Linked DNA regions of Mus musculus: all the other regions are linked to region 2. The links are chromatin contacts, found by Hi-C or POLR2A ChIA-PET in ENCODE. All regions are on one chromosome and are shown on one strand. Each heading gives the region's core, a stretch centred on a gene start or an enhancer-like site at or near the end of the contact. The rest is flanking DNA. Distances are from core to core; before and after follow the strand shown. Region 1 holds the start of Sec13 (SEC13 homolog, nuclear pore and COPII coat complex component). Region 2 holds the start of Tatdn2 (TatD DNase domain containing 2). Region 3 overlaps Irak2 (interleukin-1 receptor-associated kinase 2).

Region 1 (2,700 bases), core at 149-2,648, 44 kb before region 2:
CCTCAAATCCCTGTAAAAGTTCTCCATTGGAGGAGGAAAGAGATCTCAAAGGCACTGTGGTGGTGATAGTGACAGCCAGGGGTGAGGGCGGTGTCATGATATAAGGCTGCCACTCTCCAGGCCCCTCTCCAAAAAGCCTTCACACTCCTTGAGTCTTGGCATCTTGCTGGTAGCTATCTTCAGCCAAGGTATTCAATCCCAGTTTCAACATACGACCAGAAAGATTTTTTTTTTCAAGACAGGGTTTCTCTGTAGAGCCCTGGCTGTCCTGGAACTCACTCTGTAGACCAGGCTGGCCTTCAATTCAGAAATCTGCCTGCTTCTGCCTCCCAAGTGCTGGGATTAAAGGCATGCGCCACCACTGCCCAGCAAAGGATTTAGCTAATGGGAGTGGAGGTTCTACTCTGGGCCACTTGGCTTCTAAGTGTGGTGGGGAAATGTGACCACGTGCATCTGAGGAGCTGCCCTGGGGCTCTGTGTTCCCCTTTCAGTGCTGTGTAAGCACCAAAGCTAAAAACAAGAGTTTGGGGAGGTTCCAGTTGTTCTCCCTTGAAACAGTCAGACTCCCAGGGACTTGAGACTCTCTGCTTGCCATCCCTTAAGAAAGCTGGTGCATTTTTGTATACTATCATATCAACTAACAATGAAGCTTTGACTTCTTCCGTTTCAATTTGTATCCCCTTGATCTCATTTAATTGTCTTTTTGTTCTAGGTAGAACTTCAAGTACTATGTTGAATAGATAGTGAGAGAGTGGTCAGCCTTGTCTTGTCCCTGAATTTAGTGGAATTGCTTTATCCATCAACGTAATTTACCATATAAACAAACTGAAAAAAGCCCACATGATCATCTCATTAGATGATGAAAAAGCCCTTAACAATATCCAATACCCCTTCATGTTAAAAGTCTTAAAGGGATTATGGATACAAGGACCATACCTAAACATAATAAGGCAATATACAGCAAGCCAATAGTCAACATCAAATTAAATGGAAAGAAACTTAAGCAAGACCTAACAAAGCACTAGCCCAGTCTACTTGAGAAATTAACCTCTACGATGGTCATGATAAGCCAGTGGGACCCGGAACCCGCAGAAAAGGAGAGTGAAGCTATAATGACTAGTCATTTTATGTATGCATCTCAGGAACCAGAAAAAACTTAGTCTAAATAAAAAACCTGCTAGCGACGGCTTCAAATCATAAAATCCCTGGATTAGGGTCGCCACAGCAACCAGAGCCCAACAGTAGCCAAGATAAAGGCAGAACTGCAGGAGGGCGGGGCCGAGGATCCAGAAGACGCGGAACCTTTGTGTGAGTCGAGTGTGTTGCTGACCGGAAGATCCTGGGTGACAGCCTGCCGGCTGCGGGCCGGCACCGGAAGTGAAGCGTTTTGAGCTGCCACGTCCGAGGCCGTGGGTCGCCGCTGCTGCAGCTATGGTAAGTGTCGCGATCCCTGCGATAGTCGTGGCTTTGAGACAGACCACCTCTACGTCCTCAAAGTTTGCTTGTCCTGCCTCTCTCTGGGTCTCGGAGCGGGAATTTAAGGCAAGGCCACTGGGCCTTCCGGAACTCATAGGCCCGGGCTGCGAGCCCACCTCCTGCCCGTCTCGTGTCTTGTCCTCCAGAATTGGAAAAACAGCCAAAGCTATCATAGGATCTACTGCCTGACAAGCCCTTAGTGCGTTCCCACGATCGCTCACATCCTCTGCCTGCGCGTAGCCTGCGGAGCAGATGCTACTATCATCAACACTTGGGCTAGGCAGTGGCAAGCTAAGATCCAAATTCTCCTCATCATTCGCCCTGCCACCCACTACCTCAGCAAAGGAGGTGGAGGGATCAGTTGCTTGGACACAGGACTCCCATGTGTGATGGTCCCTTCGGGAAACTGATGACAGGCCTAGCTGAGTGACTCCAGGGCATCGTCTCAGCTTTTTATTTCTGTTTCTTATTTTTGAATTTACATGGCCTCTGTGGTATGTCTTTCACCGCACCCCACTCCGTATAATACTAAGGGAATGAAACTCTGGAAGTCTTAGACCCTGGTTGGCGCAGCGGTGCAAGGAGCTGCCTCCTTCTGTTGGCCTTTGGCTCTTTTGTTGCCAAGTTGGAGACTCATACACAGGTTCATTCTAAGTTTGTACCTGGTGTGATTCTGATGAGCTGAACTGTTTTGAGTGCAGCTTCTTACTGTGTTCCAGCAAGCGCATAAGTGTCCTTATAAGATGCTCCGGAGGACTGCTCCAAGAGCTTTAAAATACATAGCATCCCAAAGTGTGGATCATAACCCATGGCTGCTGGTTAAGAATGGTCATAAGGATGCCAGCTTTCCAAAGTCCTGTGGGTCACCAATAGAAAATTACTTTTCCTTGAGCCAGTTGGGATTGTGGGGAATTCTTGGTCACATCACCCACCTTATATTGGTGTGTGTTGGGGGAGGGGGTTAGAGGATTAGTAGATAAGATTGTTGCCAGCAGTGTGGTTTTGGTAAGGGTGTTTTCTTCACTGCCACCTTAAATTGATTAGTTTTTCTGTTGACTATAATTGATTGCTCCTGGTGCCTCTCCAATGCTCACGGGAAAATGTCATTGTCTCCAGGCAGGTGCTGCTCCTCTTTCTCTAATCTTTGCCGACACTTTTCAGAGCATTTAAGATTCTCAAGGAAACACACTTACTTATTCAGTGTGTGCCTTCTGAATGCCTTGC
Region 2 (2,700 bases), core at 162-2,661:
ATTCCACCTTCCATTGTGCTGATCCTCCAGTTCCACTGTCCATTTACAATCACTCGAAGGTTGCAGAGATCCCTCCAAACTATCTATAATCACTCTCTCTGGGATGGCAGACCACAACCATTATCAGGCTTTCCTAGTAGTTCCAAATGCCACCAAGTTTGAAAACCCCCTCCATACTGAGCTCTACCCCTCAACACCCTCCCCCTCGCCCCCCCCCACACACACACCAGGCCCTCCACAGGAAAGATCTAATTTTTATTCTCTTCCCACCAAATGTCTTCTCTCCACCCCTCAAACCACGTGCAAGGGACTTCACTGTTTGCCAGACGTCGCTGCCACGTACCTTAACGCTACAAGCTTCCTTCCGTAGAGAAGCCATTTCTTCTAGAGAGGAGTGGGCAGGGTGCAGAGGGGACCCCTTGGACGTAAATAGTCTCCGAGGGCTCGCAATCAGGAAGCCAGGGGAAGCGGCCTCACCCACACCTGAGCCCGAAGAGAGAGAGGACGAAGAAGAGGAAGAGGAGGTGCGACGGCGGACTGAGCTCCGAGGAGCGCGGGCCACATCGTCCCCGCGCCGGACTTTCAGACGCTGGGGGCTGCTGGCCCCTCGAGGACGCGACGCACACCTGCGACCTGGCCGGCTGGAGGGGGCCACATTGCCGGGCTCCCGGGGGCGGCTGCGCTTGCTGGGACACCCTTCCGACGTGCTGCCCCAGTGATACTTGACCTTGCGCCGCTCCGACGCCATGGGCACCTGCCAGGGACAGAGGAACGACGATTGTAGCAGCAGCCTTGGCGGCTGCTCGCCTCACACCGCCGGGAAGCCGCTAGGGCAACGGCGGGAATCGGCCCCACTGACCTTTCCCGTTCCTGTCGTCTGCCCATTCCAGTGCTACGGGCTTCGGGGACGCCACAGCGCTCCGAGAAGCGTCCGCGGGCCGAGCGCCGAGCCCGAACAACGCGCAGCCCAAGTCCGCGAGCGCGGCTGTCAACAGCGCGCCACTCCCGAGACGCCGAGGCGCTTCCGGCGCGGCGCGGCGCGGTGCAGCGGTCTGCCTTCCGAAGCCCTGCGCGGGGGGCCGAGCGCGTGCGGAGCCGCCTTTTGGGCCGCACGCGCCCGCAGGCCCCGGACGCCAAGGGCGGGCCGCGGGCGGGGTGGCCGCTCGCCTCCCGCCGCCCCGTCCCGCCCCGGGCCTGAGGGAGCCACTGGCCTCCGGAGCCGCGCGCCGGAAGTCACCTCCGCTCCTCCAGCTGACCCGGCCCAGCGCCGCACCGCGCCCTCATCCAAGGCCTCGGCCCCGCCGCCTACTTCGCAACCTCGGCGTCAGCTCCGCGGAACCTGCCCAGCGGCCGGCGGCCGGCGTGCGGCAGGGGCGGAGCCGGCGTCAGGGACGGCGCCGATTGCTCCAACGGGAGAGGGGCGTGACTTCGGGCAAGACGGAGCGCGCCTGTTGGTCCGACGTTCTGGGGCGTGCCCCTACGCCTCACGAAGCTCTGTGGTTGGTTGGGAGCGATATGTGGCGGAGCTTCTCACGTGGCCCTGGATCCGCGCGAAGGGCCTGCTGGGGACGCCCGGGAGCCGAAAATACCGATGGAGGGTAACTTGGCGGGCCTCTTGGTACCGGACGCGCGTGCCAAACATTGTCACTCACTCACCTACTCACCCATCCCCCCTCCCCCTTTTTTTTTTTTTTTTAAAAAAAACAACGCAGGAAACTGTGGCTCGATAAAAACCAAGCGACACACCCAGAAAGTGACGGAATTGGGGTTAGCAGGCACAAGCCATACACACACAAAAAACAGAACCAGGCCTGCCGGATAGACCTGTAAAACCAACTGCTCAGGAAGAAGAGGCAGGACGATTGACAAAGTCCAGCCTAGACGTTTTAGAACCTGACTACAACTAAAAAAATTTTAATAGCGGGGGGTGGGGAGAACAGAGAGGTGCCTGAAGCAGCCATAGTAGCTCACATTGGTAATTCCATTTGGGTCGCTGAGGCTGGGGAACTGCTGAGTTCGAAGCCAGTTTGGGATAGCTAATGAGTTCCGATCAACCTAGGCTTCCGAGTGAGATCAAAAGAAAAGAAAAAAAAAGAGAGAGAGAGAGAAAGAAAAGAAGAGATATAACCCCACATCAAGAGAGCCGTAGGACAGAGGATCCAGAGTTCAAGGTCACCTCCTAACTTCTTGAGACCCTGTTTCAAACCTTCCCACACCAACCCCAGAAAAGGTAATGATTGCAGCTCAATAGCAGAGCACTTACAGGAGAAGCAAGCTTTTGATCCTAATCACCAAATTACCCAGGTGTCACACAAGTCTGTAAGTAATCGCAGCCCTCTGGAGGTGTTGGAGGGGAGGGTCAGGAATTCCAGACCAGCCTGTGACACTTAAAATGCCCCCGCCCCCCAGAACCAAAACAGTAAAGAAAAGAGTTTGTCCTACTACTTCATTCCCAGACTGCTCTTGGCCAACAGCTGTGGTGGCAAGAACTAAAGGCTCTCCACACTCAGCTGGCCTTCACTTTTTTTTTTTTTTTTAATTACCCAATGCAGGAGCCAAACCCATGGAATAGCACCTCCCATACTCAGAGTCTTCTGTCTTCAGTTCATCCTCTCGGTAAACTCCCTCCTAGTCACAGCCAGAGCATATCTAACTCCTAGAGGGTTGTTAACCCAAGTTCACAGTGAAGGTTAACCATCC
Region 3 (2,938 bases), core at 415-2,914, 43 kb after region 2:
GAGACAGGGTCTCTGCTTGAGAGAAATGGCTGAGTCAATTTCCAGCACTCGGGATGAGGTGGGAATCAACTAATTCACAAAGTGGGAAGACTCGTATGCAAATGAGAAACTCGAAGGGAGGAAATTCTTTTGAGGCCAAGGTCCAAAAGGTGATGGGGACTGGCCTCTGGAAGAATACAAGAATGTTTGGGAAAGACCAGAGTCCAGGGAACAGCATGTGCAAAGGTCCTGGGGCATTTTGATAAGTTTCATCAAAGAAAGAAAGACCTTAGTGGCTGGGCTGAAGGAAGAGGCAGATAGATGGTAGAGGTAAGGTCAAAAAACTGGGCAGGAGTGAGGCTGTGTGGGGCTTTGGAGGGTTAGATGGAACCTTGCCAAAATCCCCTTGAACCGATGTCACCTGGAGCTGTGACCCACTTGCCCCTCTCATATCCCAGTCTCCCTTGCAATTAGATTGAAGCCATTGAAGGCAAGGTCCCAGCTAACCAGGAACAAAAAGCCAACGAGTCTCTTCCATTGCCTCCCCTGTCACAGCGACCCCAAGTCAAGGACACAGGAGCTGTCCTTTCGCATGTTGCAGCTCATCTTGGGGGGAGGGGGGCGCGATTAGGTCACGCCTCTGACGCATCTGGCACTGACTCACGAAAACACTGAGGACAGCTGAGCCTTCTCACTTAGAGGAGCCGGGTGACCACAGCATGGTTCACAGTCACAGCCTGACAGGTGAACCCCCTGTGCCCCAGTTTAATTGTGCGGCACATGCCCCCCTATGTGCTCTCCCACCACTCTCCAAACCCACAGCGACTGTAGAAGGATCAGTTCGGGGAAGGAAATCAGGTGACCTGCCCCACACTAGCATCAGCACCCTAAAAAAAAACAGCGGCCACCTTTTTGAAGCTTCCTGCTATAAAAACAGAGTAAACAGAGGCTGAGACACTTGTTCCTTTGAAGTGTGGGACAGGGTCTCTTGTACCCAAGGATGACGGCAATGTAGCCAAGACCAGCTTTGAACTTCTGATCCTCCTGCCTCCACCTCTTGAGTGCCACCATACCTAAAGATGCCCGATTCCCCAAAGGGGAAACTTGAGACTTAACCTAACGACCTACCCAAATACAGATTAAGGTCAAGCTGACCTCGGTTTGTATCTTAGCCATTTACAAGGTAAGTGGCTTTGGGCAAGTCTCAGTTTCCACAGCTATAAAATGGGAGTAACTAAACTCATGAGGAAAGGTGCTTGCTGGGACATACTGGGTGCTAAGTCCCATTATTTTGGGTTCATAGACCCTGATGTCTCAGCCTGATACAGTGACAGCTTCCAGGACAGGTCCCTGATGCCACAGGGAGATGATCCTGATCCACACTCTATTGCTCCCTGAGGCTGTGAAAACATTAGAGAGGGCAAACACAGAAACTCTTAGACTATACATGGGAGCCCTCTCACCTACATGCGTGCAGCCTGGGCTCTATGAAGAGGAAGGGGTCACACTTCTCTACTTTGCTCAACAGCCACCCAAAGTCCCCTGTCCACAGAGCCCTGATCCAGGAAGGAAGTGACTCTGGCTCACACGCCAAAGCCAGAGTCTGAACAGTTAGAGTTGCACAAGCATGTCGTCCAGAAAACAACAAAGCTCATCGAGAAAATTCCAGACGGGGTTAGAGCTCGGCCACGCTGCTCTTCCCTACTGTGTGAGCATCCCACCTCAACACCCACAACAAGAAATCCACAAAAACCTGACAGGAAGATGGCAGCGGCCAATGGGAGAGAAATGCTTAGTCACCTCTCACATCCCTTCAGACCCCCGCGGGTCTCCCCCTACTCAGTTGACAGGCAGAACCCCTCAGCTACATGGGACCAGTACATTTTCATTTGATAAGTTGGTCTTGTCAACGTGGTGGGATTTAGAGTCACCACGGAGGCAAACCTTTCTCTGGGTGTACGTGTGAGGGGCTTTCTGATTTAGGTTAATTGAGGTATAAAGACACATCAGCATGCGGGCAGCACCGCCCCTTACGTTGGGGTCGTAGACTACACACACAGGCGCTGAACACCAGCTCTCATGTCTGTGGATGCAGTGTGACCAGCATCCCAGGTCCCAGGTACAGGTCTCAAACTTGGAGCCAAAAAAGCCCTTCCTTCCTTCCTTCCTCCAGCTGCTTTGTTGGGATTTTGTTAAAGCCCTGAGAAAAACTGCTAATACAACAATAAACACACACACACACACACATACACACACACCTTTAATCCCAGCACTCAGGAGGGAGGCAGAGGCAGGCAGATTTCTGTGAGTTCAGGCCAGTCTGGTCTACATATCAAGTTCCAGGCCAGCCAGGGCTCTGTTACACAGAAAAAAAAAAAAACTGTCTTGAAGAACCAATAAAATAATAATAGTAACAACAACAACAACAATAATAATAATAATATGGGGAGCATGCTTGCCCAGCAAGCCATAGGCCCCATGTTTGATTCCCAGCATTCCATCATCTGGGTGTGGCGGTGCACACCTGTAATTCCAGAATTGAGAGATTGAGGCAGGAGGATCAGAAAGTCAAAGGCCTCTCTTGGTCTTCATACATGCCTCCTGCCCACCCCAGCCTCTGTGAGTATGCTGTGCCCTCTGCCTAGACACGACCAAGTAGGCCCTTCCTTCAGCTGCCCTTCCCATCTCCCTCTCTCAGCCGGCCTCCCCACCCAGTGCATGTTCCTTCGAGTGCATGTGTTGCTATTGACTGTGTTTATGTGTGTTCAATCATTACTGTCTATCTACCCCACTAGACAAATGCGCCATGAGACCTAGGCTTACCCGGGCAATCATATCTACTCCTCAGCCCCATCCAAACTACCCTGCCAAGGTTCCAGGTGAAACAGATGCCCAGAGACTGCAGAATGGCTGGTGAGGACCGCTATTGCAGCAGGCAATGGACAGGTCCTGCTGGAAT

What was found. A loop is a pair of places that touch in the nucleus more often than their neighbours do. ChIA-PET counts read pairs that join two places held with the same protein, here RNA polymerase II (POLR2A).
Region 1: a loop to region 2 is called in a map of heart, with 2.9 times the contacts of the local background. The contact joins the promoter of Sec13 here to the promoter of Tatdn2 in region 2. A Hi-C loop is called at or near these places in 5 of 37 maps with a recorded cell type or tissue (heart and left cerebral cortex). POLR2A ChIA-PET finds 5 or more read pairs at or near these places in 4 of 5 experiments (Patski and embryonic stem cell).
Region 3: POLR2A ChIA-PET joins it to region 2 with 45 read pairs in Patski. The contact joins the enhancer-like site here to the promoter of Tatdn2 in region 2. A Hi-C loop is called at or near these places in 2 of 37 maps with a recorded cell type or tissue (both left cerebral cortex). POLR2A ChIA-PET finds 5 or more read pairs at or near these places in 4 of 5 experiments (Patski and embryonic stem cell).

Annotation. Positions count from the first base shown.
Region 1 is chr6:113,739,379-113,742,078 of GRCm38, reverse strand. It overlaps Sec13 (SEC13 homolog, nuclear pore and COPII coat complex component), which reads left to right and starts at 1,398. Exons shown (of 9, transcript NM_024206.4): 1 at 1,398-1,434. The coding sequence starts at 1,432.
Region 2 is chr6:113,695,761-113,698,460 of GRCm38, reverse strand. Tatdn2 (TatD DNase domain containing 2) reads right to left here and starts at 1,411. Exons shown (of 8, transcript NM_001347356.1): 1 at 860-1,411; 2 at 344-754. The coding sequence starts at 748.
Region 3 is chr6:113,652,922-113,655,859 of GRCm38, reverse strand. All of the region lies in intron 2 of Irak2 (interleukin-1 receptor-associated kinase 2), which reads right to left. Among named protein-coding and RNA genes, the nearest start is that of Irak2, 16 kb to the right of the region's middle. Within about 2 kb of position 1,664, at least 1 of the 3 ENCODE cell types and tissues checked has a DNase peak (open chromatin) inside an H3K27ac peak, as active enhancers do.